2 separate regions of the Mus musculus genome follow, and region 2 is linked to region 1. A link is a loop called in an ENCODE intact Hi-C map of the cell type or tissue named here. Cell type or tissue: heart. All regions are shown on one strand. Each heading gives the region's core, and the rest is flanking DNA. Links, peaks and the distances in the headings are about the cores only. Region 1 overlaps Xrra1 (X-ray radiation resistance associated 1). Region 2 holds the start of Tpbgl (trophoblast glycoprotein-like).

Region 1 (16,366 bases), core at 4,808-12,807:
TGCTATACATACTGACTGAGAGCAAGGAGGTGTGGACATAGTGAAGAATATACTCGCTGCCTGGATCTTGGTTTCTAAATACAATTCTCCAATGAAAGGAATAAGAGCTCCCAAGAAAAATAGATCTTCACAGGTCTGAGGCAAGGAGAAAAGAATTCAGGTTGGGCTTTAAACATCTTGTGGTACCAGAAAGTAAAGAAGTGCTCACAAAAGCATTGAGGGCAGGTTGAAAGGACACAGGAGTCAGACAACAGAGCCAAATCTGGGAAATAAATAGCCTAGATAGGGAAATGAATAATGGTAGGATAAATATTCATGAGCCCATAATGATATAAATAAACATTTAAGTCAATAAATAAGTGGGAGAGAAGAAACATCTTTTTCTTGTGGTAAAACTCTCATTAATGAATACAGAAGACATGAGGGAAATATAAAATCACTATTCAAATATCACAGTAATATTTTTTACAGGTAAAACTCACTTTTGGGTAATATGTCAGTCAGGATTCTTTAAAGCAGTAAAGCTAGTAGAAGATGGGTAGATGGATGAATGGATAGTTAGATGATAGATAGATAGATAGATAGATAGATAGATAGATAGATAGAACAAGTGGGTAGATAGAACAGGAATTGACTTATGTGATTGTAGAGGCTTAGGAGACCCCTGTGGAGAGCTAATATGAGGTAGATATTTGTTTGTGTATTTTGTTTCCTGATGGTAAGAATGATGAAACCCCATGCTTTTCATAATTTGGGTAAGTTCTACCACTGAGCTACAAGCTGCCCAATGTGGTTTTTTTGTTTTGTTTTGTTTTGTTTTGTTTTTTAATTGAGTATCTCTAGGTATCCCTGACTATTCTAGAACTTATGTAGACAAGCTGACCTTGAACTCACAGGTATTCACTGACTATATAGAGTGCTGGGATTAAATATGTACATCCCATGCATCCCCTCCCCCACTGTAGTCTTGAAGCAGGGCAAAGGGAGGACGTTAGTCAGGAAACTGGCAGATTTCTAAGAAGGACTGACATCAGTCGCTGATGTTGCATCAGTGCGAATTGCTCCAGTCCAGTAACTTCGTGGCTGTTATAAAGGCAAGAACTTCATCAGGGGACCCAGGTGAAGGCTATGTGGCAATCTGACTGTTTTTGCAACTTTTCTGAAAGTGTAAAGTTATCTCAAAATGAAAAATTATAAAGTAAAACAAAACAAAAGAATCCTTCCTCAATCCTCCTTTCTGCTAAAAGCTATACCATTCGCGTGCTTCGTCAGGCTCCAGCACTTCCTATGGCTGCCTCTCCTGACCTTTCTAGCTTCTTCTCACTGATCTCCTGGCACATCTGGGCCTTTCCTCTTGGCCGCTTTGCATTTTCACACCAACTCAGACTTACCTTAGGAGTCAGGGATATGCTGAGTGTCAGGGAGTACCAACATCCATGCCCAGGTGGGGCAGCCTTTGCTGGCGGGGTAGCAGACTGCCTAGCCCAGAGCAGGAGGGGAGATGCCTCACGAGACCAGAGCAGGAGGACTGGCAACAGTGGTTGAATGTGGAGCCAAGGCCTGGAGGCAGGGCTAGGAGCTGCTGCCTACCAGAGCCCGTGGCCCCATCCTAGGTCCCACAGCTATTCTGTTGTGTGTCATCCTGGCCTTCATACGTCTGGGTATTTGTTGTTCTTCCCTATGCCTACACTGCCTTAGTTTCAATCCTCATCCATCTACTAAGCTGGAATTCCTTCAGCCTAGTAGAGCTATCTCATGCTGGTAGGTTCTCTGGGCTTCCACACTACCTCAGATATTATTGAACTGTTAGGGGTCAGGGCTTCTGTCATGTTCATTGCTATGACCCCAGCTCTCAGCACAAAGTAGATGTCCTCAAACATCTAGGCAGGCGATGATGTGGCTTCACTACATCATTCGTTTAGCAGCGGTCACAGTGGTGAGCTCTGTGCAGGCTGTGTGGACTCAAAGATGAGTTAGTCAGACAAGGCCCCTGCTGTTAAAGAGTGTCTATTCTGGAGGGAGGGGAATGTGGACAACAAATGAGTAAATAAATAATATAAAGATTATAGTTAATTCCAAGGTTAGATTAATTGCTAATGTGGAAGATAACAGATTATAGAACATCATCATGATATTTAAATGGGCTTACTATGAACGTCATATTCTTATTTTGTTTTTTTGTTTTGTTTTTTTCAATTTTTAAGATAGGGTTCCATGTAACCCAGGCTGGCCTTAAACTTGCTGTGTAGCCAAGGGTGACCTTGGGTCCTCCTAGTTCCACTTTCTGAATACTGAGATTACAGGTGTGCTCCACTATAACAAGTTTTATGTAGTGAGGGGGCGGGGGAAACTGAGGTTTCCGTGTATGCTAGGCAAACGCTTGGCCAACAGAGTTACATCCCTAGGAGTCATATTAGTCTTTTTGCTGATGTATAAAATTGAGGTCACCGAGCCTAGCATTGAGAGATTAATCCTTCGTGCTGACAGGGATCAGGGAAGACATCACATAACAGGAAGAATCTGATCCTGTCTCTTAACCGAACAGTAGCCTTGGGAGATGAGGAAGGAATTGTGCAGCCATCCCCCTCTTTTATCATAAGCCAGTTCATCCATAGTATACGCCTCACTGAGTTTAGAGGCTCTCGAATGAGACATGTGCACAGACACTTCAGCAGTAGTGAGTGCTTGGTAGTGTAGTACTCAGGAGATAAATTAGAGATAAATTACGCATTAGAGACAAATATTCTGTATTCATATCCTTGTTTTCAGAGGCGTTTGGCCTTACTCACTGTTCCAATCTTCCCCACAGGCCGGGGACACTGGATAGTGGTCCGGAAAGGCAGCATGAAGAAAGGTGCAGCTAAGGCATCCACCGAAGGTCAGGAAAGCCAGAAGAAGGTTTCTTTCGATACTGGGTTGAAGAAAATATCTCGGAGGGATAGCCAGGCAGACGTTCTTGGACACATTTTGGACCGGTCTTTTCTGGTGAGAGAAAAGGCACTCCTAAGTAGCTGACAGCATTATCTAAGGGGAGGGGAGGGGAGGGGGAGGGGGAGGGGGAAGGGGGAAGGGGGAGGGGGAAAGGGGAAGGGGGAGGGGGAAAGGGGAAGGGGGAGGGGGATGGAGGGGAGAGGGATGAGGACTCCTCTACTTTGTCTGACCAGGGGCAAGGACTGGTCTTGCCCAGGTACCACTGCTCTCACCTGACTTCAAGCTATGAGAGTGATGGCAGCATGATGAACTCACCCTGGAGATGTCATTTAACACGTGAAACCTTTACATACATCCTGCGCCCAAGGCAGGCCCAGGATTGCCGTCCTTACTGTATTGCTGCCACTGGTAGACAGGGAAAGAGGCCCCACATACAGCCAGTGAGTGAGTGGCCAGACTGGGATAAAAAACCCTGATCTACTGACTCAAAAACCTGTACCTTTATATTATGTAAAATGGCTACACAGGATGGCACATGCCCTTAATTTCTGTACTCTGGGAGGCAGAGGCAGTAAATCTCTGTGAACCTACTTAGTGAGATCCTGGCTCTAAGAGAGAGAGAGAAAAAAGACACTTTACAAAGTGAAAAGTCCAGCCAGGGCGACACAGAGAAACCCTGTCTCGAAAAAACAAAAACAAAAACAAAACAAACAAAGTGAAAAGTCTTATGTCAGTTGGAAAGGCAAGAGTGTTTCAGAAATAAAAGGTAAACTGAGGATTCTATGCCAGCACTGTGGAGGAACGAGAGATGCCCTGTGCACCATGCTGTGCTGTGCTCTGCTCTGTGGTGACTTCTCCAGGAGCCAGTGAGACCAGGGAGGTCCCGCTTTTCCACAGCCTTTGTCCTTTGGTTTTAGCATTTGTCTGGAAGCAGGAGGACCCCAAGCTTGAGACAGGCTCTCTGAAGAGACCTGGGATGGTAGGTTAGAGACCAGCCAGGCAGATTCACATCTGTTCTATGCAGTGCTTCAGTAGCTTTGCAGAGAAAGATGGGTTTTGTGAATATATACTAGTGGGCAGCATGGGCTCTTATTGCTCCCTGAGATAAAGTCTGGCAGCTTTGCTTGTTCCCACACTCTGCTGGTAAGTCCTAAGACTCATGTGTCAGAGATCGAAAGAGAAAGTGCCTGGTCCACCTCACCTCCCTGAGCAGCACAAGCTTTGGAGCCTGTGGGGTTTGTTTATCTGTTAGGATGGCTCCTCACTCACTGGGAGTACAGAGGTTGGAAACAGCAGTACTGAGGTAGGGCAGACCATGTCACTCCATGGTACTCTTTCTCCCCTCATTCTCAAATACAACTGACCCTGCATATCCACTATATTCCTAGTCCCTAAACCATATGGCATAACAACTGTTTACATATTATTCCACTATATACATATTACATGTATTTGGTATTATCAATAACTCAGAGATAATTGGAAGTATAAAGGAGGGTATACATGGGATTTTTAAAAACAAACAAAACACTGCACCATTTTAAACGAGGGACTTGAGGGCTGGAGAGATGTCTCAGGGGTTGAGAACAATAGCTGTTCTTCCAGAGTGCTCAGGTTCAACTCCCAGCACCCACATGAAAGTTTAGAACATCTGTAACTCCAGCTCCAGGGGAATCTGAAACCCTCTGCTAACATCTGCAGGTGTCTTAGTTTCCATTGCCATAAAGAGACACCATGGGAACGTCAACTCTTATAAATGACAACATTTAATTGGGGCTGGCTTACTGCTTCTGAGGTTCAGGCCATTATCATCATGGCGGGAAGTATGGCAGCATCCAGGCAGTCATGGTGCTGGAGGAGCTGAGAGTTCTACATGTTGTTCTGAAGGCAAACAGAAAACTGACTATTCTAGGCAGCTAGGAGGAAGGTCTCAAAAGCCCACCACAATAATGACATACCTTCTCCAACAAGGCCACACCAACTCCAACAAGGCTATACCTAATAGTGCCACTCCCTATGGGCCAAGCATATTCAAATCACAACAGATATTAGGCACACATGTGATGCACAGACATATATGTAGGCAATCACCCAGGTATAAAGTTAATAAAATAAAGTTAATTTTTAAGATGATCATGAAGTGTTTGGATGTCCCTGGGTTTGCATCCTAGCATTTCCAGCAGTTGAGTGTGTATGTGTGTGTGGGGGGTGGGGTGGGGGGGAGGGGAATGACCGTCCCCGTGTGAGTTCCCATATTAACCGGCATGGTTTGTTACCTGCACTGCTGCTTTGGGTAGAGGAAACAATGAGAATGCTTTTCAGGGCAATGGGATCTCTATGTTGCCTGTCAGTTCACTGGCACCTCAGATTGTACTACTGCACCTATGCCATTAACCCCACATCCCCAATGCATCATTTTGGGTAATGTTACCTCTCCATTGGCACTAACTAGCCAGTCACTGAGCTAGTAACCAGGAGTTATAGTTTACACTTGCCTCTCGCCCTCTGTAGACACTCCCACATTACCAAGTCCTGGAACTTGTATTAAACAGCCATCACACCTACTTCCTTTCATGTCCTCTGCTACAATTCTGAACCAAGCTACTATCACCCCTTCTAATCACATAACTCTTAACGAGTTCAGACCAATTAGAATGCTTTTCTTTAGGGACATCGAGATAGCTCAGTGGGTAAAAGATCTTGCTAGAAATGTCGTTAACAACATCTGGCACATTGGTCTCTTCTGTCTTCTTATCGTTTCTTAGTAGGTCAGACAAGCTGATCTTTATGAAACTGCTGTCAGCCCCTACTTAATCCACTCCCTTGTTCAGAGCCAGTGTGGATCCGCATGGTCTCAGAGCTCCCTCTCTAAAAATATCTTGCCTTCTCCTGCCTGGGAGGCCTTCGTACTCCCTGCCCACTGCATAGGATCATCTATAGCTTAGCTCTCAGCTAGAAAATCACACCCTCAAAGAAATCTTTCCTCCTTTTAAGACTGAGGTTGAGGCCTCCTGTTTCCACATCCCACTGGATTTTGAATTTCTCCTTTAAAATAATCATTATATTCCTAAGTATTTGCTATTTGCCTTTCCACTAAATGGTCACTCTGAGAAAGTATGGAAGGCACCTGCTGCTTCCCCACTGTCTTCTCTGAGCCTGTGTAGAGTTTTTTCATAGTAGGCACCATATGGGGCAGGCCATCATAGCTGGGACAAGGAATTCTGCAGCACTGAACTAGGAGATATTCTGAGGCTGATATCTGACCCTAACTTTTCCATTGTATACAGTGACACAGGGCAGGCAAAAGATGCATAGCTTAATAAGTACAGATTGAATCCGAATCATAGATCCACCATTTTCTAGCTACAGGGCCTCAGACAAGGCACCGTTCATCTCTTAACCTCATTAAAAGGGGGAACTAAACTCTTTAACTAAAGTAATACTGGAAGTAAGAGCTAAACTCTTTAACACAACTAATAAGTATTTAAAAAAACACTATTTACATTAAAGGGGGTTCAATTTGGGTTAAAGAAAAGTTTGTTAATATAGTCAGTACAGTCTGTGCCCAAAGTAGTGCTCAGATAGTATTTGGTGAATGAATGAATGAATGAATGAATGGCTGAATGAATGCACACGCAAACAAACAGCAAGTCCATGAGAGTGCCCAGGGAGAAAACACTCAACAGAAATAACTCCACTTACTCCATTCTGTTGGGACCGCGGGGACCAACTCTTGTGTCCTGTGTTCCAGCTGAAGCACCACTCTGCCAGGAAGCCATCAGATCTTTGCACTATCAACGTGAGCGGCATGAAGTTCTCCAAGGTGAGGCCAGCATCAAAGACGTGACTGAGCCAGATGTCAGGGGACCTGGACGATTTGCTTTGTGTATGGCACCTCCACAGTTCCTGGGAACTAGAAGTTAGTCTTATAGAAAGAGGGAGAAGAGATGGGCAGACACAGGCGGAAACTATTCATACACAAACCTTGCTATGAATTTGGTATTCTGTGAATGAGAAAAATTCACCTGAAGAATCTGTTCTTGAGACGAGGGCACGGGTTGAGACTAACTCCTTGTGTGGAGTTCCCATCACATGAGCTCACCGTACGGTAGGGATACAGAAACTCTTACGCGGAGGAAGGATGTGCCCGAAGGTGTGTAGCACCTTGTTTACAACGATGGAAGTTTTGAGCCAGTCTAAATGTGTACACAGCAGAAGAGGATAACTTGTCATTTACTCAAGCAAGGAATTCAAATGGACAAATTAGACCTATGTGTATCAACACAGTTTAATCTCCAAAGAGCTATACACATCTCATGCAAATCTCAAAGCCATACTCTCAAGCATAAAGACACATTCGTACCATAGTATGAATATAAAGTCTTAAAGCATGTAAATAACCCTATGTATAATTGGTGGGCATAAACATTGGTGTATATGTTATATACACAAAAACTAAGAGCAGGGATAAGGCGTAGGGTTTGAGGAGACCTGTGGAGGGTGTGGTAATAGAGGCCATATGTCTTCTAATAGTTTCTTTCAAGTTTAGACAGTTCAGACTCAGGTCTTTAAAACTGGGTCACGGTGGCTACATCTTCAAAGTATCACTCAGCGTGTGTTTCAATATGTTTGAAGTATTTCAGGGTAGAAGAAAACAGAGAAGTCCCCATAGCCCTCCCCACGTGGCTGCTCTTGCACTAAGAATGTCTCTCAGTCCCTTTTAGGCATCTGTCCTCTTAGCAGCTGCTCTGGTTTTTCTGCAGGCTCCCGGGCAGGGAACTAATCCTGTGTTTCTCTGGCATGCTTTCTGACAGGCAAAGGAAAAGGACTTCAAACATTTTACGTCTGTGATTTATATCAATGCCTCTGAAAACCTGCTACCTCTAGGTGAGCTTTCTCTTCTTAGAAACTGTCCTCCTGGCCCACAAAGGATATGTCTGTCTGTCTGTCTGTCTGTCCATCTGAGGTTGGACTCTCATGGCTCTGGAGAGAGCACAGATCTCGACTCTGGTGCTGAAGTGTCACTCACCAAGGTTTCCCTGTCAGCTGAAGCTCCTCTCCACAAACACAGATAATCCTCTCCTGCAGCCTGGCAGGCCACCTTGCAAACTCCAGTGAGAGAGAAAGCCTTAATTCAGCAGATCTACAGTGCCCCCTGCTGGTGCCAGGACTGTGTGGCCTTTATCGAGAAAGGCGCCCAGTTGCTGCTTTGGAGAGCTTATGGTTAGTAGGAGAGATGGTTTCAGACTCAGATCAAAAGCAGGGTACATATAAGTACTGGTACAGGGAAATCAGGAGACACCAGGTGTGCATCCCAGAGGGACTTTAACCCAGTCCAGTGAGTCAGGAAACCTAGGAAAGAGTGCCTGAGACTGGATCAAAAGATAAATACACTGGGCCAGCAAGATGGTCGAGTGGCTGCAAGCACCTGCTGCCAAGCTTGGTGACTTGAATTTGATCCCTGAGACTCACATGATAGAAGAAGGGAACCATCTCCTGAAAAACTGTCCTCTGACACCTGCATGTGCGCGTGCGCGCGCGCGCACACACACACACACACACACACAAGAAATTGACTCAGGAATCGGTGCTTTGGATTGAAGGGCAGCTGTGGAATGATACTGCCTTGTTGGGAAGATTGTATACAAGGCATACATGGGGAGAAAAACTGAGGCTAGATGCACTGGCAAGGGCTTGATTATCAAGGGCTTTGAGAGTTGAGCTTAGTCCTCTAGACAGAAGAGGCGTGGAAGGCTTTTAACCAGGGAATCTCAGAGAGGAGGGGTTTTCCATGGGAGGGGAATGAAGCTTGAGATGGGGAGTGAAGGGGATTGAGAGAGTGATCTGGGAAGAGATGGGAATCACAGGGGCAGGGATGAGGCTGGGGATACCCAGAGACAGTTCTAGAAGGGGTGTGTCAATGAGTTTGTTTCAATGAGTTGGAGGATAGCGTCCATCAAAGCATCTAATAAGATCCTTGCCTTAGAAGAAAGTGTATTCTGCTAGGAATGCCTTGGTATAAACAGGCCAAAAGGCCTGATAAATGCCCAGCTTCATTAAGGACAAAAACATGGGGGTCACTCACAGCCACCTATAACACCAGTACACAGTTTTATGTCCATCAAATATTGGCAAGTATGAAAGATGCTAACCACAGCCAGCCCTGCGTAGTCAAGGGAGACTCTCGGTGAAAGTCAAATATAAGAAAGTTGTGTGAGTCCTTAAAGGAAATTTGGCAATGTCTCTTAAAATTTAAGATGAGGCTGGAGATCTGGCTCAGCTGTTAAGAGTATTTGCTGCTCTTGCAGAGGACCTGGGTTCAATTTCTAGCACCCATGGGGGCCACTCACAGCCACCTGTAACTCCAGTTCCAGAGGATCCAGTGACCTCTTCTCACTTTCATTGGCTTCTGCACATACTTACTGCACACAGTGTCACACAGGAACATATACATATAATAAATAAGTAAATAAATAAATCTTTTAAAAGTTGAGATAGTCACTGCCTTTAGTAGTTCTGTTTCTAGGAATATATTCCACAGAAAGAGACTTACCCAAGGGAATTCCCCCAGTCAGTGTCTTATTTGACCTTACTGAGCCTCCTGACTCTCAAGCTCTTGTAGGCTACATAGTACACCAGGTTCACTTAGAAGCTTCTAAGTGATTCTACATTGTGTTCCTGTAGGATTTCAGGAGTCCTACAGTGGAGTTCCCATGGTTGACTCTCTTGCAGGGTTGTCCACTAGCCAAGAGTCACCCTGGGTGCTGGACAGAAACTCTCATTGGGTAAATGCAGGGATCACCCTTGTTTGGAAATCTCATCAACACAGGAACCAATGTGCCATTCCATAGGTCTATATTACAGAATACCCATGAAGGACATGTCTGATTCTAGGAGTCACCACTTAAAGAGAAGCACCCCCTTCGGGCATTTATAATTTATACCTTCTCCTGGTCCAGACATAATTTTCCACTCTGCAGTCATTTTTACCACAAGCAATAGTTGCCTAGTAACACAGTTACCATAGCATGTGCTTTAGGTTACCAGGGAAACAGGCCTAGAAAGTGAATCTAAGATCCAGTTGTCATGCAAGAAGGAGTCCTTGATTACCTCCCTCCCACATAGGTTACACACTACCAACAGGAAAAGCGAGTGCATGTCTATACTAGAAAGATAACTAAGATGCTGGACAAGTTTAACCTGGAATAATCTTCACATCAAACTGTGAAAGGAGAAAAGCCACTGTACAGCATGTATTCTGTTTTTATAAGAAGAAAACTGTATTTCAATACATACATGAGAAAAATATTAGGTATATACATAAAATTTTGAACAGTTGACACTAAATGTTGGGATTAAAGGAACATTTTTCCCCGTGATGTTTGACTATTTGGGGTAAGCATGTTAGCATCTCTAATCAGAGGTTATCTAGGAGTGTGGCTCAGTGGTAGAGAGTTTGCCTAGCATGCACAAGACCCTTAGGTTGGCCCCTGGATTGGGAAGAGAAAATAATATATATCAGTTTTAAATGGACAGGCCTTCCATTTGAACAGACTTAACATTCGAGCCTTAGTTTTCCCAGTTACCAGCCACCTTATTTCAAATAAGTCACTTAGCCTTCCAGAGATGTCATTTCCTCAGTGATAGGATGAATGGATTCTTGTTAGTGAAGTAGCTAGAGGTTTAAATTTTTCTTGGAATCCCCTAGAGATGAAGTAACAGGCAGTTGGAAGCCACCCAGGGTGGACGCTGGGAACTGAACTATACTCTGCAAGAGCAGGGAATTCTCTTAACCTCCAAACCATCTCTCCAACCTTATGGTTAGAGATCTGAGGTCTGCAACATAAAGCATCGCCCACAGCTGGAAGCTCAGTGAATGATCATTAGCATCTTCCTCTGTAAGCCTTTCCAAGCTCAAGATCCTCTCTTATTCTCTTTCTCTCCCCCCCCCCCCGTTTCCATGTAGATGTCTTTCACACATTTCCAGTTCTAAAGGAACTGGAGCTTGCGTTCAATGGCATCAAGATGGTCTACGTGAAATATGGAGACTTCAAGACATTGGAAGTAAGTTGGAGGTAGGAAGTTTTTGATCCTACCTGTTCCCCTGTAAGAATGAGTATAGGCATCTCGACAGATTATGACTTTGGACAAAGGTTCTCTGGGCCTTCACTGCTAGGCTCTTGCTTCTTGCTTCTGGCCTCTGGAGAAGATGGTGGTGATGGTGGTGGTGGTGATGATGATGATGACAATGATAATGATGATGAGGAGGAGGATGGTGGTGGTGATGGTGGTGAAGGTAATAGTGTTAGTGGTACTGATGGCAGACAGGTAATTATGGCCAAGGTGTATGACCCTGGAATGTAAGTGCCAAGGGTCATTCATATTCAGAGGAATCTATAGAAAAGTGAGTTTAAACGGAGTATCATAGGAGGAAGAGTTTCATGGGAGATATATCTCCTTAGGTGTTTAGAGAGCTTGAATCCAGCTTTAAAGCAGGGTGCAGTGAGCTAGAGACTATGTGGACCAATACCAAAGCATACCCTGACCTCAGTAAGCGAGGTTGGTCCCAGCGGACTGGGGTAGTCCCTTGACCTGAAGATGAGGATGGGCACACAAGGCCCCCGTGGATTCAACAGCACACTAGAGGCGCGGGCACACCCCATGCACATCTCTAGTTCTCAGAACCTTGGGATAGAAAATACAGAAAGTCTGCCTTGCATAGCCTCATACTTTCTTACCTCTTTTGACTTTGATAAAGGCTCAAGGGCCACTTTTTTTTTAACAAGGGAATGAAGGCTTTGTCACTACCTGAGAGTCACTGCACACAAGAATTGGGGAATAGTGCTGGAAGTGGGGCTCAGCCCCTGGCCAGGCTCACTCTCTCCCTGAGTAGTGTGTCCTTCCCTGTGTGCTGGCCTTATAGTAAAGTACTTTCATTCACACCTTAGCAACATGTCTACGTGTGCTTAGCTTTAGTAGCTTAAATCTGCAAGCATCAAAGGTCAGCCATGCTTCTATGGGCCTCCCTTTACTTGTTTCGGGAGACTGACCTTTTCAAAGAGTCGATGGCCTTTATATGCCAGAGTTTGGAAACACTTTTAACATACTGAAATGGGCATCAGCTCAAGATGGTAGGTATGTCTTCACACTCTGAAAGCATTCTGTGTTGAATGCAATACTGACTTCTCTCCATGTGACTTTTCAAGTCACACTGAAGATGACAACAGTTTGCTCTGACTTGGGTCATAAATTGGTCCTCAGACATATTATTCAGTATACAAACTCTCAAAGTCCAGTAAAACCCAGTGGAAATGACTGATGCAGCTTGGAGCTATGTTAAAGCATCTTTCCATCTTGTATTTTGGTGTTGACAGTGGGAAGTAGATCCTAGACATGAGAGATCCAGAGAGCCATTTCCCCACCCTCTGGGTCCAGGTGCCACCTAGGGACTCCGTTGTTCTTTGACTTTTTCAGAGAACAGTCTGAGCACACAAGAGTTGCAAATTGTGCCTTGAACCTTGTCTTCCTCCTTCCAAATACCCAAAACACAACACAGGTACCAGTGGCCAACCAGAGGGATATGATCACACACTTTGACCCTACGAGTAACTAGCTTGGCATCTAATGTTAATCATGATTGATTTTGTGCATGACCCACTTTATACTCTGATTACATCTGATGAAGATTATTTATCCTACAAACCCAGCCTTGTCCAAAGGAATTTGTCTACAAAGAAACCAGACTCATTTTAGGATGCAGCATATAAATGAGAAGAGGAAATCTCTGGACTAGTCATTTGTTCTCGTCTCTCTGTGATTTGCAAGGGCTCCTTAGGGGAAAAGATAAACATGTCAAATATCCTGAATTTGCATCTCACAGTAATGAATACTTTGATGTGTAATAAAACTCAATGTGGCTCAACCAGATACAGCAGCCAGGCTAGGAATCTTCTGTCCTTGTCTGTCAGAGAGCCTGCCCCAAGGGGAGCAGCCCAGAGTGGAATTCTTCCAGAGTCAGTTTTGGAAAACTTAGCTTTGCTGTGATTTGATTTTGTGTTTACAAACCTGAAAACCGTTGAGCAGGACCCCAGCCCCAGCAGCCAGAAGGCATGCTTTCTTGCCTGTGTTCTGCTTGCCTTCTGCTGGCTCTAGGCCTCATCCAAATACCTTGCCCTGAGGATAAAGTTTCTCCCACTGTAAAATCTGGGCTGGCTCTAACATTCTGCAACCTACGATCCTACAATTGTTTATTTCTTTGAGCTACTCCTCATGGAAAGCAAATTTGGATCCAACATTAAATAGTCAAAGCAGCCAGAATAAGATTTGTGTGTGTGTGTGTGTGTGTAAAAAACAAGAAACTAAGTATGTAAAACTTTGGGTCCATATGCTCATTATTAGTTGTGGCTGTCACAAGTAGTCGTCCTTCTGTGAGAGGAAAGAACTGCAGACAGTAAAAGTACAGAGACTGCTGAGGCCTGCCCCAGCCTTTAGGGAAATGGCACTAAGCAGGACCTGATGAAGGCTAAAGACTGATAACCTCTGGCATTATAATTTTATTATTTGTGCTTTAATAACACAATATGTCTCTTACTCTGTAACTTTCTTACTATTTGTGCTGATAAGTGCTGGTTTCTTTCCTCTCTGGCTCAAGGACCTCTCCATAGCCAGGTGAGAGGTTTAGAACTCTTCATGAACCAGAGAGAAAAGAAAAGAAAAGAATTATAATCCTTTACACTGGCAAATATGCACAGATACACAAATAACTCATACACATGCACATATGCACACACACACACACGTGCACACACACACACACACACACACACACACACACACACACTGGACAGGCCTGACCACCTGTCTCAATCAACTGTACAGTGCTTATTCATGCTTATATACATACACACAGACCTACACATGTACGTATAGACAAATAGGCATATATATTTGGTGGAATGGATGGGGCAGAGGCCCATCAAGCCACACTTTATTTCTTTTCTCTGACCTTTTTATAGACAGAAGTTCTTAGAAAAGTACCTCACAGATAAATGTTGCACAAAAGGGGAATTACAGAAGGATGTTCATAGTAAATTCAAAATAGTGTTTCATTCTTTAAGCTCATTATAAGTCCAAAGCAACAGTTTCACATGGCCTTGCTTTATCATGGCTCACACCTGTGGTGTCATCCTTGGATCTGACCTAGAATTTTTTTTTAAAAGATTTATTATTTATTATATGTAAGTACACTGTAGCTGTCTTCAGACACTCCAGAAGAGGGAGTCAGATCTCGTTACGATGGTTGTGAGCCACCATGTGGTTGCTGGGATTTGAACTCTGGACCTTCAGAAAAGCAGTCGGGTGCTCTTACCTGCTGAGCCATCTCACCAGCCCCTAGAATTTTTCTTGATCACAGATTTGTTCCAAGTGTATTTCTCTTTGTAATGTAATTATGAATGCCCATTGTATTTCTTATTATGCAGCCTTTCCTTACTATTCTATGAGGAATGTACACATTCTATTCTTGAGTCTAACTTTATTATATCTTTCTGGTGAAACAACTAAAATTGTCTTTAAAATCTTTCTTCCTAAAATTACTTGAATCAAATGAGGAGTTCTATAAAATCATTAATTCATCCAAACAACATTAATTCATGAAAGTTCATCTTTATGTAGATCTGCAGGAAATTTGCTCAATAGGGTATGACAATGCCCAGGAATCCTTAGGCTGTATAATAGTGGCAAGAAAGGCATATTGGTTGCAAGAGGCAATCCTGAGATGAAGTCTTTTGGGACCTTGCCTCTCAGACCTTGCCCATCACATGCCAGAAGAAGAAGGAAAAGGAGAAGGAGGGGGAGGGGAGGGGGAAGAGAGGGGGAAGGGAGAGGAAAGGAAGAGGGGAGAGGGAGGGGAGGGGAGAGGGAGGGCAGGGAGAGGAAAGGAGGAGGGGAGAGGGAGGGGAGGGGGAGGAAGGGGGAGGGGAGGGGGAGGAAAGGCAGGGGAGGGGAGGAGGAGGAAAGGAGGAAGAAAAGAAGAGAAAAGAAAAGAAAAAAGAAAATGTGGGCCACTTCCAGGAAAGTCACCTACTAGCCTTGGCCTCTCCTAGATGGCTTCAGACAGGAAGCAAACAAACAAGATGTTGAAATGTGAACTTCTCATTGTCAATTGGGGTACACTATTCCTTTTTTAACTAATTTATTTTGAGACAGGGTTTCTCTGTGTAGTCCTGGCTGTCCTGAAACTCACTCCATAGACTAGGCTGGCTTCAACTCACTGAGATCTGGGATTAAACACACACACTAATATCCTGGTCTCATATTTTTTAAGTGTAAGAATCATTGGTAGCTCATTAGCCACGAAGGAGCATCAGGCTAGATTTGCTTGCTGGCCTTGGTTCACCAACTCTTGAGCTTGAATACCATTGAATCAGCTCAGTGTGGATAGGTGGAGAGTGAGGGCTAAGACTCGGTAGTGCTGTGTGAGCCTGAAGAGGTGGCTTAGGACACCTTGCAAAGGAGCTAAAACTATCTTATGGAATAGGAACCACCAAGTTTTAAGTTGGAGCATACTGTGGTCAGGGCCATGTGTCCAGCTGCTGTCTGAGGAATAGGTTGGCAGGAATGTGACAGACACAAAGGGGGGAGGTAAAATCATAGATCTTGGCCGTCCACATACAAGTATGAGACACAGGGATTTCCCCATGTTTGCCTGTGTTTTTTCCAGGCCTTGCCCCTCTTCTTGTTCCAGCCAAGTGAGAGAGATGGCTCTGCTCTGTGCACCTCAAGCCCTGTCTTTCCTCCCAGTGCTTGGAACCTTTCACGTCCTGGCCAGTCTCATCAAACCTCTCCTGTGTCACAAGCGTCCCTGATACCCAGACCCTTTGCTGTCCTCAGAACAAGCCAGCTACCTCCTGACTCCTGCCTCTTTAACAGTTTGGTCTGGGGATGGCTCACATGCTGCCTCTCTGTGAAGCCTGCGGAGACGCTCTGGCAGACCTGATTGTTATTTGTGGCTTGTGTGTGTGTAGACATCTATCTAGGCAGTATCACTTCTGTCTTTTACATTTTACTCATCTCTTGACTGTTTCATGTATGTATATAATGAACTTTAATCCTCTCCACTCCTAGTACCCTGTTTCCACCTCTTTCCTTTCCTGCCAAAACCCTTCTTCCCAAGACCCCCTCCTGCTTTTCTGACCTTTGTGTGGGAGACCCTCTGGGTTGCCTGCATGAGCATAGGTGGGAAGTTATTCACCAGAACATGGACAATGTATCACCACTGAAGAAAGTGACACCCTGCCCCTGCCACTATAGCTACCAGTGGTCTTTCAGAGACAGGCGGGGGCCCCATGAGCCTTTCCTTCTTCTCTGATTAGATGTTGATGAGCCCAGTCCTGTTCCAGTAACCATGACTACCGTGATGTCAGGAATGCACCAT
Region 2 (16,366 bases), core at 4,581-12,580, 250 kb before region 1:
ACACAGGGCAGTTCTGGAAGTTTCTTATATTTAAACTCAGCATTTTCACTCCACAAGAGACATGAAAACAGGCAGTTTCACAAAGATCTTAGCATAGATGTCCACAGGGCTATGTTCACAGTTGTCAAAAACAAGAATGAAGACACAGGAGACTGCAGTTTAGGGTCAGCCTAGGCTACATAGTGAGATTTTTGTCACAAAATAAAACAAAAAGGAAATATAAACTAGAAAGAAGTATGTTTTTCAGCTACCAAATGAGAGTACCGTCGTACTCAGTGGAATACTACTTCTTAATATAAATGAACCTTCTACCTACAATGCTCACAACAATGGCATCTCTGATGAATTATGGACAAAGTAAGTTTAAAAGGGCCTATCTATGTTCTGCTTAAGCATGTGGGTAAATGGGCCTCGGTGGAGAGGGAAACAGGACCAGTGCTTGCTGGAACTGTGTGAAAGCTGACTGTGAGGAGGTGTCAGGAGGGTGACTTTTAGTAGATCGTGACCTGTTCCATATCTCTTCAAGAACCCATATGCCCCCAAAGGGTGGATTTTTAACTGTCTAAATTTCAACATGAAAGAAAAATAAAAGAAGCCAGGCACAGCAGTACACACGCTCATAATCTTGGTACTCAGGAGACCAGGACAGAAAAGTCTAGTCTTGGTTGCATAGGGAAATCCTGCCTCCAAAAGAACAATAGAGGAGGAGGAGGAGGAGGAGGAGGAGGAGGAGGAGGAGGAGGAGGAGGAGGAGGAGGAGGAGAAAAGGTAGGCAGGCAGAATAATTAGTAGTTAATTACTACAAACAATAGTTTATTGGTCTACACTAACTGCTGGGCTTGTGCTAGGCTTCCTCCTCCAATTGCTCATACATTCACAGGGGATCGGACCAAAGTTTAGACTTGCTGCTGCTGGCTTTGACATTTATTAAGCATGCCAAGCTAAGGAAGGTTTTCATGCTCTGCTGAGGTGGCTGAGACATGGATCAGACAGGCTTCCAGGAGGAAGGGAAGTCTGAGTGTTGAAGGATAGGAAGTGGGTAGATGTGTGTGGAGGGGTTGTGGGTATTCCTGGGACATCAGGAGGATGCTCAGAGTGATACAACCTGGACCTGTAAGCTGGGAGAGCTGGCAGAGAATTGGACTAGAGTGTTACAGGCAATCAATCCAAAGAGTGTGGTCTCCATTCAGAAGAGAGTTGGTTAGCTGTAGTGGAGTGGGAAGGATCCTGTTAGTGTGTTCCCATCAGTCTGGCTGTAGTGTGAAGCATGGAACAGAGGGGGCGCTGCAGGCAGGAGGTCGGGAGGGAGGCAGGGCAAGATCCCATTGAGCCATGCAAAGTTAGGGGCAGTGGTGGTGAAGAGGACATACTGGAGAGGTGCTTAGGCCAGGATTTGCCTCCAGTGGATACTGGAAATTTTGGTCTGGGTCCCTTGGCACTGGCTGCTTCTTCCTGGGTTGGTCTTTCTCAGCTGGTTGTTCAGAAGGTCCTTCTGTGGCTATGTCATTCAAAGGATGCCATTCTCTATTCCTTACTTCTCTCCTAAGAAGCATCTTGATTACAGTCCAGGCAGCTCACTGTCTGGGTCCTAAGCTCATTGGCCATAGGACCTTGGGCATGCTATTCATCTCTTTGTGACCTCGGCTCCCTATCTGTGAGGCAGGGATAGTATCTGTGCCATAGAACTGCCATCAAGGTAACAGGTTAAAGGACACCACATCTTATTTCCTCTGTTTTACTTAAAAGAGTACCCTTAGCTTCCCACACTTACTGGGTGCCTCAATACACCCATGGATAGACATGGACTGGAAAAAGAAAAGAAAAGAAAAGAAAAGAAAAGAAAAGAAAAGAAAAGAAAAGAAAAGAAAAATTGTGCTATCTCCACCAGCAGATGGCGCCTGCATGCAAAGAAAGGAGAAAGCGGGTACCTCTGCTACACCTCTGCCAATGGGTGCATTGGCAGGTCCAAATGAAGAACTCACGCTGCAAAGCTAGGGAAGGCTCTGTCTAGACAGGACCCTGAAAAAGCATTCAAAATAGGGCCAGAAAACTAAACCATACTGAAAAGATGACATGAAGAAGTCAAGTCTAAATTATGTCTTGCAGGGTCACATTCTAAAAGTTTGGTTTAGAGTCAGGGTCTTCTGTTGCTCAGGTTGGTCTTGGAATAGCTGAGGTTGGCCTTGAACTCCTGATCCTCCTACCTCTGCCTCCTAGGAGCCAGAACCACAGGCATCTGCACCAAGTTTATTCACTTTGAGGAAGAGTAGGGAGGAACCGGCCACCCAGGCATCTTATATCACTGCAATTGCAGTTTAATGAGGTGGGAGGTTTTGGGAGTCTAGAGAAGCACAGAAAGGGAGGTCAGAGTGCCCTGTGTGATACCTTTCCCTCTGAATTTGTGTATCTGTGGGGGTAGGACTGAGATCAGGGGAGTTTTGAAAATATTTTCTATGTACTAGGATGCAGACCTGAAAGGCAGACAGTTCTGCCCCTGTTCTGATGTTGACAAGGGCAAGAAAAGTGGCCAGTACAGGTGAGGGTCCAGATGCACATCACTGGGACAATCCCAGTGCTATGCTGGGAAGATGGTGCTTTGCTATTGGAGGGGGACAACTGGCAGCATCACTAAGATGTGAGGAGGAGCTGTCATGGCCAGAGATCAAGAAAGGGAGGGCACTGGTTATTCAGCTCTTGGAGACTATCTGGTCCAGACCAGCACTCAGCACTTTCCCTCCCTCCTGATACCTTGTCAAAAGTCACTGGGTCGGAAGCCTGAGCCTACACAGTCCTCTCTCTCTCTCTCTCTCTCTCTCTCTCTCTCTCTCTCTCTCACACACACACACACACACACACACACACACACACACACACAAACACACACACACACACACACACACACACACACACACACACACACACACACTTGTGTCTGTATAATCTATTTTAAAACCAGGGTTACATGTACCCCAGGGTGACCTTGAACCTCCTACTTCCTACTTGAATTTCTGATCTTTTTTCCTCCATCTCTCAAACACTGGACTTCTAGGCATGTACTGCTCTGTCCCACTTATGCAGTTTGGGGGACCAAAGCCAGGGCTTTGTGCATGCTAGGAAAAGCACTCTACCTATTTAGCCTGCTTATTTAAAAAATGAAATAAACATTTTAAGTTTTTATTTTTGTGTTTGTCTGTATGTGTATGTACAGGAGGTTTTGAGACCAGAAGATGGTGTCAGATCCCCTGGATCTGGAGTTATAGGCAGTTGTGACCCCAATGTAGGTTCTGGGAACCAAACTGGTATCACTGGAAGAACAGTAAGTGCTCTTAACCCTCGAGTCATTTCTTCAGCCTCCTCTTCCTCCTCTTCCTCCTCCTCTCCCTCTCCCTCTTCCTCCTCTTCCTTTGAGATTTAATTGGAAAACTTTTTGAATGTTATTTATATGTCTGCTGTGCCCATTTGCATGCATATGCATGAATATGTGGGTGTCTGAGGAGTCACACAAGGGTGCTAGGTCCTTGGAACTGTCGTGAGCACCTGCCCTGGGTGCTGGGATACAAACTCTGGTTCTCTACAAGAGCAGCAAATGAGCTCAGCTACGGAGCCACCTCTCCAGCCCCCACTGTTGTGGTTGTTTGAGGTCTCATTCTGGCCTAGGATGTCCTCAAACTTGTGGTAGTTCTCTTGCTTTGTCTCCCAATAGCCAGGGTTACAGGCGTGTGCCACCGTGCCTGGATTTCCATATAACTGTTATTATTTTTAATTTCTCCCTTGTGATTATTTGATAGTGAGTCCTTTTACATCAAACTTTCCCAGTTTAAATGGTCAACTCAGGACCTTCCCTAACATTATGTGCACGAATGGCTACAATCACAGTGACCCTGTATGGCACCATCTGGACTTGGGACAGCAATAAGATTTGGTTTTTTCATATGAGCCCTGTGCTCAGCGGGTGCCAGCAGAGCAGATGCAGGAGGGTGGAAGGAAAGTCGGGGCCTTGAGCTCAGGCGTCCAGAATCAGCCCCCTGCTTCTCTCATGGAAGACATAGCCCCCAGCACAGCTGCTACCTCCAAGAAACCAGGTCAGAACTCCAGCAACTTATTTGAAGCTGCTGCAGGTGGTGTGTGTGTGTGTTCCGCGTCCTTCTCCTGGCCCTACCCCCGCTCCAACCATGGGCTTTCTTTTTTCCTCTCTAGGCCTTCATGGTTCAGCTTGGCTTCCGGAACCAGTATCGTAGGAATAAGAGGATGCTGAGTTCAGAGATGATGATCCTGGCAAGTACCCACACTCAGGGCAGACCAGCGACAGGGTAGCTGTGGTGTAGTCTGGAACCTGAATGGGTTAGGCTCCACTCGAGTAAACTGAGCTTCCATCTCCACACCCATCCAAGGAAGAGAGAGTTGCAAGCCACTTATCAGTACCCCCTGGAAAAGCTGCCCAGTAGGATGCTGAAGGAAACGGGTGGACTCACGGAGGAGGGAGGAGGAGTTCAGAGCACAGCATTGTTAACTCCCCCCCACACCCCCCCCCCCCACGCACTTCTCAGGGCCTGGGGAAGTCCAGGCCAGTAAATTAGGGCTAAGCATCTGCCAGGCTGGTTTAATGAAAGACGGAGATGGGCTTCAGTGAGTGCACGTCTTCAGAGATCAAAGGCCAGCTCGGCCTCAATGGAAGGAAGATGAAGCTGCAGAGAAGCAAGGGAGTCTACCGGACAGTGTCAGCCTGGGCTAGAAAGAGAGCGGTCAGGTCAGCAGCATTCTCGGCACAGTGAAAACTCACCCAATATTTTGGTCCAAGGGTTCAAGTGACCGGGAAGAGAAGTGCTTAGTTCGGATTCAGAGTCCTCAGACTCTGTCCTCAGGCTCATGCCTGGCCGTCTCCGGCTCTCATTCCAGATCTGAGGGCACCCGTAGGCTCAGGGTCACCGACACGAAAGGCTTCTCATAGAGAACTTTTTGAAAGGCAATTTCGCACTGCTTACGGGTCACAGCAGCCTGGGAAGGCTGCCACGTCTCTCCAAGTGCGCAGCGGGTTCATGTCTACCACACTCTGACAGTTACACCCACATTCCCCCATCCCTGCCTGCTCACTGCCCTACCTACTCTGTAAAGGGACATCCCAGAGATGGCTTCTTCCCTATCACTCCATCCGTGCTGTCCCCATACCCTGGGCCTCTGCCCACTCCTCACTCATAGCAGCTTCTGGGAGAGGCTTTAGGCTCAGTGAATGGTATCAGGTCAAGGTGGCCCATTCCTGGAGTTACAGTACTAGGGAGGATAAGACTGTAGGGTCTTAAATTCAAGGGCAGTTTGGGCTACATAGCAAGACCCTGTATGAAAACCAACCAAACAAAACACAAACCAAGGGCTTGAGGATGTAGCTCAGTGGTACAGTAATTGTAAGTATCTGGATTTGACCCTCCAGGATTGCAGAAACCAAATAGAATAAACCCCAACTCAGCTCAAATGCTACTTCATCTATGCAATCCTTTTAGGCTAGGTCAGGGGCTCTTTCTCTGGCTCTCAAAGTTTCCTGCGATCTCTTTTTTCCTAGACCTTGATCAAATGTCTCCGCTCTGGGTCATTAGCCTCCTTGGGACTGGCAGAGCTGTATTAAGTATAGGCTAAATGAACGGCTAGATTTGCAGAGGAGGAAGACTGCGGATATGGACTGGAAGATTGCATAGCAGACCAGAGCTAGGTTCTAATGCTGTCCATAAAAGTCACAAAGGCAAAACCCCACTTCATATACTGTAGGCCTTCAATTGATTTTTTTTTAAAAATCTGTTGATATTTTGTGGCTCAGTAAAACTAAGTTCTTAGGACTTTGCAGAGAATCAAAAGTAGCAGTACATAAAAGGTCCACTTGTTTGCTGGTAGTGACCCCACAGCCAGCAGCACGTTTTATTTGTCAGAATTCACTGCAGTCAGAGACTACGTAATTAGAGGCTACTCTTTTAGTACTGTGATCTGTTGAGAGGTAGTTTTCTAACCTGCATAAGACCATCACCATTCTCTCCTAGAGGATGGACAGGGTACATGCTGATGGTCACTGACAGATGCTCACGAAAAATGGTGGGGGTGGAGAACAGATACAGCATCTACTCGGGAGGGGAAGGCAAGGAGACAGCTCACTGTGTCCCACTGAAGACAACAGAGGCTTTCCATGGCACTAGGACGGCCCTTTCAGTGGTTAGAAGCCACACATTCTAGACATATGTGACTCTGAACTTCTAAAACACATGCCGGAATTCTGCCCCATGGTTCTAGGGCTCTGAGACCCTCAGCAACCAACACTAGGAATACCGAGGTCAAAGGTGAGCACCATCCTTCAGCCTAAAGCCTGTCTCCCCAAATCACCTTTATTAGGGGGCCACTGCCCCTGCCCCACTCTGGCAAAAACAAACAAACAAACAAACACAAAAACCCAAACAAAACAAAACAAAAATGCACAGCCTGGCACAGGAGGCACTAGCAAGCAGATAGGTCCACAGCAGCCAATGGCCCCTTAGACAGTTTCACCCCAATAAAATGCCTCTCCTTTATAGCTGTCCTCCTTCCCAAGAGGCTCATCTGAGGCTAGGTTCGTCAGTCTTTCTTTCTCCCTTTCAGTGACCCACCCCACATAAAGGATAGAGGGTGTAAAGCAAGCATAAGATCTCATGCTGGCTGTGGATAAGCCCGTTTCAGACCATTAAAAAGCAGGCTGGAGAATGACGGAGAGCACCCCCACCCCCTGTGTCTAGCCTCAGTCTTGCTATGTGTACTCACAGCCTGTTTCTTTTTCCCACATCTCCAGAGAGTGCATAAGGGCCACTGCCCCAAATGGCCACCTCTTGTCACCTTTCACGCCCACCAATGCCCCAAGGTCAGTAGGACAAACACAGAACCACTTACAAGAGCAGAGAGCATCGGAGATTATTGCAGACTTTATAGAAAACAGCCCAAGGGAGGTCCAGATTTCTCAGTTGAGGATGGGGACAGCGGGCCTCAAGCCGATATACAGAGGAGGAAGACCTTCCTGTGCAGAGGCAGCACAGGCCTGCCATTCTGCCTGACTTAGGGTGAGAGGCAGGGAGGCAGTTCCCCCTCACTCACCATTGTGCTTTGGGATCATGCAGAAGGCAGGGCACTGAGGCCATGACCTTGACCAGGAAAGCTTTCCACTGAGACTGAGACAAGAGGTCAGACTCCATCCCCTTCCAGAAGGCATGAGAGGTGGTAGCAAGGAGTTCCCAGGGGAGGACCGTGTGGATGGTGAAGCACAGAGCACAGATGGGCAGCAGCTCCAAGCCTCACGTTTCCAGACAGACCAGTGGCCCTGGATTGGAGACCCTGCTCACCCCACCTGCTCCCTTCCTCCCTCAAGTCTGCCTATATGCTATGGGGGTGCTTTTACTTGTCCTGCAGGATGGGAGAACATCTCCTAGGAGGGCAGTGGGTAGCACCCCACCATGGGGGAAGAGCCCTCTCTGGCCCCTGGTCAATGAATGGTAAAAGTGCCAGCGATGGATGTCAAGGGGACTGAGAGCCTAAGACTTGGGCCAGGGCATGAAAGTGACTGGGGTGAAGAGCTGACTTTTAGATGGAGGACAAACTCTGTTGGGACATTAGAGCCGCAACAGAAAGGCTAAGGCTTGGATTCTACACCAAGCCTTCCTTGCCCCTGGCATGAAAGAGACAAGGCCGGAGCTGAAACCCAGCCAAGAGCAAGGAATGGAAGGGCCTGAGCTAGAACCAGGGTATGAAGCAAATCAGATTAGAGGAGACCACTGAAAGCCTTCAGATTTGGGTTACATGATGGAGAGCCCAGAGTTCTGAGGTGGGACAAAAAGCTCAAACTTCATAAAAACCTTCCAAAGAGACCAGAAGGGTAGACCCCCCCTCCCCCCAGAACTCTGAGAAAGGGACTGAGGTCTTCTACCCTGGAGCAGGGGTCAGTGCAATCTAGCCAGGGTGTCTGGCTTAAAGCATATAGAAAGGTGGAGAAAGTGCTAGAGATTTCAAAATGGAAGAGCAGGATCTTTGGGTGAGCCTGGACAGGGAGAAGGAATTTCAATTTCAATGGTCCAGTAAGGACCGGCAGGCAGGATTTGTTTCTGAAAACAGATTTCTGGGTTTTTGATCTGGAAACTCTAAGGCCAGGGAAAGAGTACACCTTGGAATTTCTGTATGGGAGAGATACTACGATTGATCCAAAGGTCTCAGAGATCCAAACTCGTAAGTGTGTTATCTCCGGGGCCCAGGCCAGGCAGAGAAAGGCTGCATGGCCCAAGTAAAGTCATCAGCTGATAGGAACAGCCTCCCACTAGGGAGGTGATGCTCAGAGACCCGAGCCTGGAGAAGTGGCCCGGGAGCCGGCAGGGGCGGCCGGAGCAGGCGCGCGGCGTGGGTCTGCATCCTGCTCGTAGCGGTAGTGGTAGCCCTCCATCTGATCTCTGCAGGCCTCGCGCAAATTGTGCATCCAGCGTTGGATGCCGCGGCGGTTTAGGTAGAGCACCATGAGGAAGATGAGGCCGATGAGTGCCAGCACCAGCCCGAAGAAGACGTAAGAGGCTTCCAACTCCGGGCCGGCGACGTCTATCCCTTCCCCGCTCTCGTGTGCATCGCCGTCGGAGCAACCTAGTCGCGCCTCGTCCAGGTCTATCAGAGGCCGGTCCAACAGTACGCGCGGGGAAGCGCAGCGCAGGCGGCGCGCGTCGGGTACGCGCTCGGTGGCGTTGTGCAGCCAGGCCAGCAGGGGGCGCGAGGTGCACCCACAGCTCAGTGGGTTGTCCGCCAGCAGCAGGCGCGGCTGGGGCAGGTCGCCATCGCGCTCAAGCGCGCTCAGCTCGTCCGGGCCCAGGCCGGCCAGCGCGTTGACACGCGCATCCAGCTGCTCCAGGCGGGGCAGGCGCAGCGCGGCGAGTGGCAGGCGGCTCAGCGCGTTGCCTACCAAGCCCAGCAGGCGAAGCTCGGCCAGGGGGGCCAGAGCGGCGTCCAGTGCATCCAGCATCCCGGGGCTGCCTCGAGCCAGCGCGTGATTGAGCTGTAGTGAGCGCAGCGCAGGCAGCCCGCGAAAGGCGCGGTAGCCCAGGGCGCGTAGCGGGTTGTGGCTTAGGTCGAGTGCCGCCAGGCTGGGCAACCCGTCGAAGGCACCGTCCTCTACTACCTCGATGTTGTTGTGTGTGAGGCGCAGCGCGGTAAGGAGCGGTAGGCGCACGCCGTCCGTCGCCCCCTCGCCCCCTCCCGCGAAGGCTGCGGCGCGCAGCACGGTCAGGTTGGCGCCCACGATGGTGAGGTTGCGCGCGTCGGGTGGCACGTCCCGGGGCGGCTGCCGGAGCTCCGCGCCCGACGCGCAGCGCAACATTAACCGGGGGCTGCCGAAGCAGTAACACTGGAAGGGACAGGGCGCGGCGGGCCGGCTCAGCGCCGCCGCCAAGAGCAGCAGCCCTGGCAGCGGGCTCCAGAGCCCCCGCTGTCCCGCGCGCGGGGCCATCGCGGCCGTCCCCGCATCCAGCCCCCGGCCCGCAGCGCTCACCAGTGAATTGGGAGCGTTTGGAGATGATGGGATGGGGGTGGCACGGGAAGGTGGCTGTGGGCTAGACCTTGACCCGGAGCAGCTGACAGTTCCGACCGGTCCGTCCTCCAGCTTGTAAAGTCCGAGGAGCCTTCACTTTGATGGCTGGGGGCTACAGGGGTCAGGCGGGGAGCGGAGCCCCCCGCCCTCGCTGCCCTCGTCGCCCTGCGCTCCGGCCTCCGACTTCCGCGGCTGTTCCGGGCTCCGAGCCGAGTGGGCAGGGTTTGCCTCCCCCTCCCCGCCTCCTGGCCGCCTCCTCCGCCCCCAGCGGAGTCTCCGCACCTCCTCGCAAGGGAGGCGGGGTGGGAGGCTCCGGAGATGCAGGCTTAGGGCCGCTGCGCTCTCTTGCTCCCCTGCTCTCTAGTTCACGAGCTGCTGAGAAGTTTGGCTCCCCAAGCTCTGACTTGCTTCTTTCCCCACCCCCTTCGTTTAGGCAGCTTCTTTCCTCCTCCCTCCGAAGCACACGTGGGGCGGGGCCCTCAGGGCTGACCTGGCAGGTGGATCTGTGCACCCAGAGAAGGTGGGAGAGTTTAGAGCTGTCCCTAGAAAAGGAGGCAGGGCTGAGGGGTGGGCTGACAAAGTTACTCTTCTTGTAGTCAAGGAAAGGAGCTGTGCTAAGGGAGCGAGCCTGGAAAATCCCTAGCCTTGGATGTCTCCTTTGCGAACCCAGTTCCCTTAGGCTGTGTCTAAAACTCTGCAGGTCCTGTGTGTCCAGTCTTTTATCGACCCTCTTCTATGTTCTAAAACACCCTCTGTCCCCACATCTCCCGCGCCCTAATTCAGGCTGCTCTGCCTCTGCCAAGACCACTCCCATTGGTTCCACCTTTCAGGCTGGGCCCCTCCTAGGCTCAGGGAGCGGTGGGTGGAGTGATTCAGCTCTTTGCTTGCCCACCCCGCCCCAGCACTGAGTACTGCCAGGATACTGTGCCCCTTCCCCTCCAAATTGCCCTACCAGTCAATATTGAGTGGTGTGCCGGTTGGGGAGAGGGCTCTAGGAGCAGGAAAATCAGGAACTGATTTTGTAGTGGAGGGTGGGGGTGTGGTAAAATCCAGGGCTGAGGTGGGGGCTGAGCTGTTAATAGGCTTGTTTTGTTTTGTTTTGTTTTTCTTTCTTTCTGGGTTTTACTTATTTACTTTTTTTTTCCTCCAGAATTGAGAAGCTCAAGACCTGATTTAAAGAGACAGACTCCAGAGGAGGGAGCATTCCTGGTCTTGGCATGAATTATTCAGGTTGGAGAAGCTGACATTTGATCTGCAGGCCATTCGAGTATCTTACTTGGCAGAGCTGGTTGGGATAGAGGCTCCCCTCCTCCCCATAAGCATCAGTCAGTCTCTTTCTCCTGAACTGAAGACTACTGGTTGGTTTCTTCCCTGAAGTTGCATTTAGAAGATCGACCAGCAAATTGAAACCACTTTCTGAGGCATATCCTGCATTCCCTGGGTCTCAGGCAAATACCAACACTAAGGACCAGGCTGGTGATCTTGCTGGACTCCCTCAGCTCATATTGACCTAGTCCTGTCTCCATGATAACCTCCAGATGCTAGCAGATGACAGTAGTAGCTTTTAGAGCTGGACATGTCTGTATACATGGCCACCTGAGTTTACACACGTGTGCCTCTACACAAAAAGGCAAACTTTACACAAACAGACTTACACATGCCCATGTGTGGTCTATCAAATTTATTCTTACTTGGATGTGCATGCATGTGCACGGGAGGCTTGCACACAGCAGTTCCAAACAAATGTGTCTCACATAGACACATGCAGGCACATTCGTGCCTGTGTACATAGCGGCTTTGAGTGTAACCTGGTATGTGTCCATAGAGTCAGAAGCATACCAAAGTGCTTGAGTGTTCACTCACTGGGCCAACACAGGTTCAACTGCAGCCTTAGAGGGGCAGCTTGCAGACTCTTGTGAAAGTGAATGCGTACAGACGGGGCCCTCTCCTGCTCTGGACTATGTCCTTGGCCTTTGGAGGTCACAGGTACCTTTTCTCATACAGCACAAGTGCTCAAATCATGAGTGACCAGAACAGCCTGCTTCCCCCACTTAACTGCATGGAGACCTGCCTCCAGTCCCTACGGAAGTGTAGACCACTGCCAAGGCCAAAACTCCCTCTCCGGTTTTCATGGTGGCTGCCTTCTCATTGCTGCTGACTGCCTTCTCCGAGGGAGAGGGGTTACATAGTTGCAGGCAGCTTTCATTGACTGGTGTTAAACACCTCAGCTGGGGAAGAGAAGCTTAAGAAGAACGGACATCATTAGGCAAGGGGAGTCGTGTTCTCTGTGTTGTATGAATGAGGGAATTGTTGTGTTCTCTGGAAGAAGGGCTCTCTCCCTTCGGGAGTTGCCAGTGTATTATGTCCAGTAGGTATTTCAATAAATGTCTGTCTGTTTGATGCTGAGGCTGTGTTTGCTCCCTGACTCAGTCAATGGAAGTATCTGCTCTTTGACTATTTGTCTCCTTTGCAATGGTGTTTTCCTGTCTTTGTTTGGAGCTCCGTTTAATGACCAGCGTACTACAACTCTCTTGGGCTTTTTAACCATTAGTACTGGGGACTCTGGATCAATCTGATGCCTGTGTTGTCAGGACACAACTCAGGGCCCAGCATGGAGAAGGAGCCAGGGAATGAACCTTCCCTGAAAGTCTGGCTTGAGGCCAGCTTGCGGAGGATCCTTCATCTATAACTGTACCCGGAGCCCCTCACTTGGATGGTTAAGTGCTTCCTCCCAGCCAGGTTTGGAGCTCAGGTTTCCAAAGATTCTTTGCCATAATAGTCCTCTGGGCCCCAGGATTCCTCCCTCAGCAGTGTGACTGGGAGCCTGTGGGTGGTGAGCTGGCCCTTTCCATGAGCTGAGAGCTAGGCAGGCACTGCATCACATCCAGGCAGACTAACTGGCTGCTGTGTGCCTGGACCATGCTTCAGGGTTTTGGTTTGTTTGTTTCTGTTTTGAGACACGGTGTTGCTATATAGCTATGGCTGGCCTGGAACTCACTATGTAGACCAGGCTGGCCGTGAACCCACAGAGATCTGCTGGTCTCTGCCTCTCAAGTTCTAGGATTAAAGGAGAGTACCATTATGCCTAGCTTGGATTTCTGTTCTTGAGATTCATATCCTACTAGATCTCAGGGCCACTCTCTGAGCCTTGCAAGATGATTCTCCTTCCTGTGCTCAGAGTTTTCACTTAGGCCTTTTTTCTTCTTGAAAAGACCCTGCTTACTCTACACTCCATTGCACCTTGGCACACAGGGAGGTTGGTAACTTCTTTGGGGTCACCCAACAGTATCCCCTCACTCAGCAGGCACCAGCTCCTCAGAGATGCTTAAAGATCACTGAAATTCTTGAGCAAGGCTCTGTTTTCAGACCTCAGTTTTCCTATCTGAAAAAAGAAAGAAGAGTGTATATGGATAGAGGGCCTCTTAGTCCTAGACTTTTTAGATACTTAGGCATGAAAATAAGATATAACTCATTCCTATCTGTGCCGCCACCTTTATATGTGGCCTTGAACTTGACTCCATGGCAGTTAAGGCCTTAACTTGCTCAGTCATACAGTGAAAGCAACTATAAATGCTCTTGCTCTCTCTCTCTCTCTCTCTCTCTCTCTCTCTCTCTCTCTCTCTCTCTCTCTGTCTCCCTGTCTCTGTGTGCGTGTGTGCATTTGTGTGTGTATGTGTGTGTGTGTGTGTTTGGAGGAGTCCTTTTCAGGTGACTCTCTGTCTATCTTTCTTTGAGGCAGATGAAGGTGCAACCCAGCAGCCTGGTGTGATGACAGTGGGGAGGCCCAGGTCCTCTCCTTGTGCTGCCCTGGATGGGAAACTTCACTGTGGCCCTCCCCCATCCATCACTCTGTGATCACAGCCTCCCTCCTCCCCCACTGCCAGGAGACACAGGAAAATCCATAGGCCCGAGATTCATTTTCTCCGTTGAGTCAGCAGAGGCCATCCATACTCTGCTTGGGAGGGGCAGGCAATTGGCTTTTAAATAACTCTCTGATATTTAATACCCTCCTCCACTCTGTGGCCTGCCTCTGGGGAAGGCTAATATAAATGAGTGGGCTGAGTCTTGGGGAAGAGGAAGAGCTCTTCTCCCTCCTCCCTCTTCCACCCGTGCTCCACTGACAAAGATGATTCTGCTACCCCTCTGTCCGGGATTTGGTGGCCTACACAGGCACTTCAGGCTGGCTTTTGAGCCCATATGTTTAGCAAAGGGTAGGGATTTGGTTATGGTATACTGCTGGGCTATGACTGAGCAGGCCACTGTCTCTCAGTTCCTCTCCTGTGCTACAAGGTGGTTTGGCTAGTGGGTTGCAACTAGTCCCTCTACAGCGGTAGGATGCCATGGGTTTCCGTGCTGCTTCAGGCCTCCTTTCCTTGTAGAGACCCCATATTTCTCCATCACTCTTCTGGGAAGAGCTAGGGGGCAGGACCACTGACCCTCAGGCACAGGCAGTGGTTGGTGCAGGGCACCATTGAGTCAGAGTCAGGAGAGGGTGGGAAAGAGGAAGTACAGAGATGAGACCCTTCTTTTCCTTCCCCTCCTCTACCCTCTTTTCTTTTCTTTTCTTTTCTTTTCTTTTCTTTTCTTTTCTTTTCTTTTCTTTTTTTCCAGGTAAAAGTGAAGGCTGAGAGCAGGAGTCCATTTGAGCCTTGGTTCTATTGGAACTCAAGCAGGGTCTCAGCAGCTATGGGTGCAGCTGGAGGAGCTGACATCAACCCCTCTTCCTCAGCCACAGGGGGCCAGGATCCCAGTTACGGAAACCAGTGGGCTCAGTTCTGGCTTTGCTGATCATCTGTGTCACTCAGAAAGCAGGGCTTGGTAACTGCTGTCAGTGAGAGAGCACTGGCTGGTTTAGAGCTCTGTGTGAGTGACTGGGAGTGTGGGTGTTGCCTAGCACACACCAGGCACACACCAGGCACACACCTGGATTCAACTTTCAGCTTTGAGAAAAAAAAATCACAAATAAAAATGATGTTCTTGGAGTATCTGCATTCACGTGCCTGTCCCTTCCCACACATACATGGTTTTTATTTGAAAGTTATGCTTGGGGTCATCTCAGACGAGTCATGACCCAAGGACTACATTTCCATGCTCCAGGGGCTACATTCCAGGTTTTCTAATTCTAGACATGTTGTTGGTGCCATTTACATGATCCAGACAGGAGATGGGGCAAAGGTCTGGGTGGGGCCCCCCTTTGCAGGACTTCCTTAGCCTCTGTTCGGCCTTTGCGCGCTTCCTCAGCTCTATTGTCTTCCTATTTTCAAAACCATAGAGTCTTGATATCAAAACGCTGAGTTCTTAGAACCGCAGCCTTGGAGAGCCGTAGGGTACAGTGTCTGGGAAGCAGAGCACAGACTTTTGTGGTGTTAGTTAGGGATGATGGGAGCTAACCACAGCAAGGCTGTGGGAGGCCGTTCCCAGTTCCCCAAATGCATCCTACCACTCTGGTCTACGCTCCCATGTTGTGCCTTCTCACATGACTTTGGTTTGACCACTTTACTTCTTTGGGATAATGGCACGTCAGTAACTGTGGTGCAAGCAGGAGAGTTAGCAAATGCTTAGCCTCCAGCCCGCTGATTTCCCTGGATTTGCTATGTGTAAAAACGCAGAGCTGGGATCAGAAGTGAGCCACCTCAGCTGAATCCCCTGAGACCAATCAGATCCTAGGTAATATACCCAACTGCAGATGCTCACGGGACCTCAGCTGTAACACGCTACCCAGCAGTAATTCAAAGGGATCTTTCAAGGAGCTGTCCTCCAGCGCAGACTGTTGATCTGTCCATGGTACTAAATTCCTTCATCCTGATTATTGCTCTTTTTTCTGTCTCTATTGTGAGTGTACGTGCAAATGTGAAGGGTATATTCTCTCTCTCCCTGTCTCTCTCCCTCTTCCTCTCTCTCTCTCACCTCTCTTTCTCTTACCTCTCTCTCTCTCTCTCTCTCCTCTCTCTGTATCTCTGTGTGCATTTGACTGCCTGTCTCCATCTCCCTCTCCCTCCCTCTTCTCCCTCCTTCCCCCCTCTCCGTCTCTCTCTGTGTCTCTCTGTGTCTCACTGTCTCTCTCTGTGTTTGTGTGTGTGTGTGTACATGTGCATGTGAAACCCAGAGAACAACTTGAAGTTTCATTCCTCAGACACTGTCCACTCATTTTTAGAGACATTGTCTCTTGCTGGCCTGGAACTCACCAAGGATTCCAAACTGGCTGGCCAGCCAGCCCTGGGAGTCCACCTGTTTCTACTTCCCCAACATTGGGGTTACCAGCAGATGCTACTATGTCCAGTTTTGTTTGTGTGTTTAAATGTGACTTCTGGGGCTGAAACGGATGGCTCAGAGGTTTAGGAACAAGTACCGCTGTAGCAGAACACTGGAGTTCAGTCCCCAGCATCCCCACCCAACAGCTCACAGAGCTTCTTATAACTCCAGTTCCAGGGATGCTAATGCCTTTGGCTTCCTTGGGCACCTGAACAAGTGCATGTGCACACACATGCACACCCCACCCCCACACCTATATGAAAAACGATCATGTGATATTTGTCTGTCTGAATCTGGCTTATTTCACTTAACAGTGATCTCCAATTACATCTAGTTTTCTGTGACTGTCATCATTGACTCTTCTTTAGAGCTGAATAAATGTCACTGTGAATTTTTATTATATGGTCCTTATCAGTTCATGAGTAGATGGACATCTAGGCTAGATACTTTACCTGGCTGCTGTGAATGCCTCCCTGTGAGCACGAATGAACACATATGTCTGTGATATTCTGACTTAGAGTCCTCTGGGTAGACCCTCAGGGCTGTTACAATTGG

Evidence for each region. Hi-C counts contacts between places; a loop is a spot of excess contacts. Peaks named below come from ENCODE experiments on the same cell type or tissue, not always from the same donor. Only the 100,000 strongest peaks of a DNase experiment are listed, where the experiment ranks them.
Region 2: it touches region 1 in a loop (5-fold over the local background); 24 of 42 quality-filtered maps call a loop at or near these places.

The regions. Positions count from the first base shown.
Region 1 is chr7:99,868,473-99,884,838 of GRCm38, forward strand. Xrra1 (X-ray radiation resistance associated 1) reads left to right here. Exons shown (of 19, transcript NM_001164258.1): 4 at 2,810-2,985; 5 at 6,683-6,754; 6 at 7,746-7,818; 7 at 10,898-10,995. It overlaps Gm38405 (a long non-coding RNA gene), which reads right to left. Exons shown (of 6, transcript XR_003946657.1): 5 at 6,634-7,127; 6 at 4,788-4,812. It also overlaps a transcript of Spcs2 not described here. Among named protein-coding and RNA genes, the nearest start is that of Xrra1, 17 kb to the left of the region's middle. In heart, for the core only: a CTCF peak has its summit at 8,100 (motif pointing left); a DNase peak (open chromatin) is centred at 8,049; H3K27me3 peaks cover 656 bases.
Region 2 is chr7:99,617,171-99,633,536 of GRCm38, forward strand. Tpbgl (trophoblast glycoprotein-like) reads right to left here and starts at 9,933. Exons shown (of 1, transcript NM_001195529.1): 1 at 6,897-9,933. The coding sequence starts at 9,478. The coding sequence ends at 8,324. In heart, for the core only: a CTCF peak has its summit at 8,732 (motif pointing right); DNase peaks (open chromatin) are centred at 8,801 and 9,811; H3K4me3 peaks cover 2,156 bases; H3K27ac peaks cover 620 bases; H3K27me3 peaks cover 7,933 bases.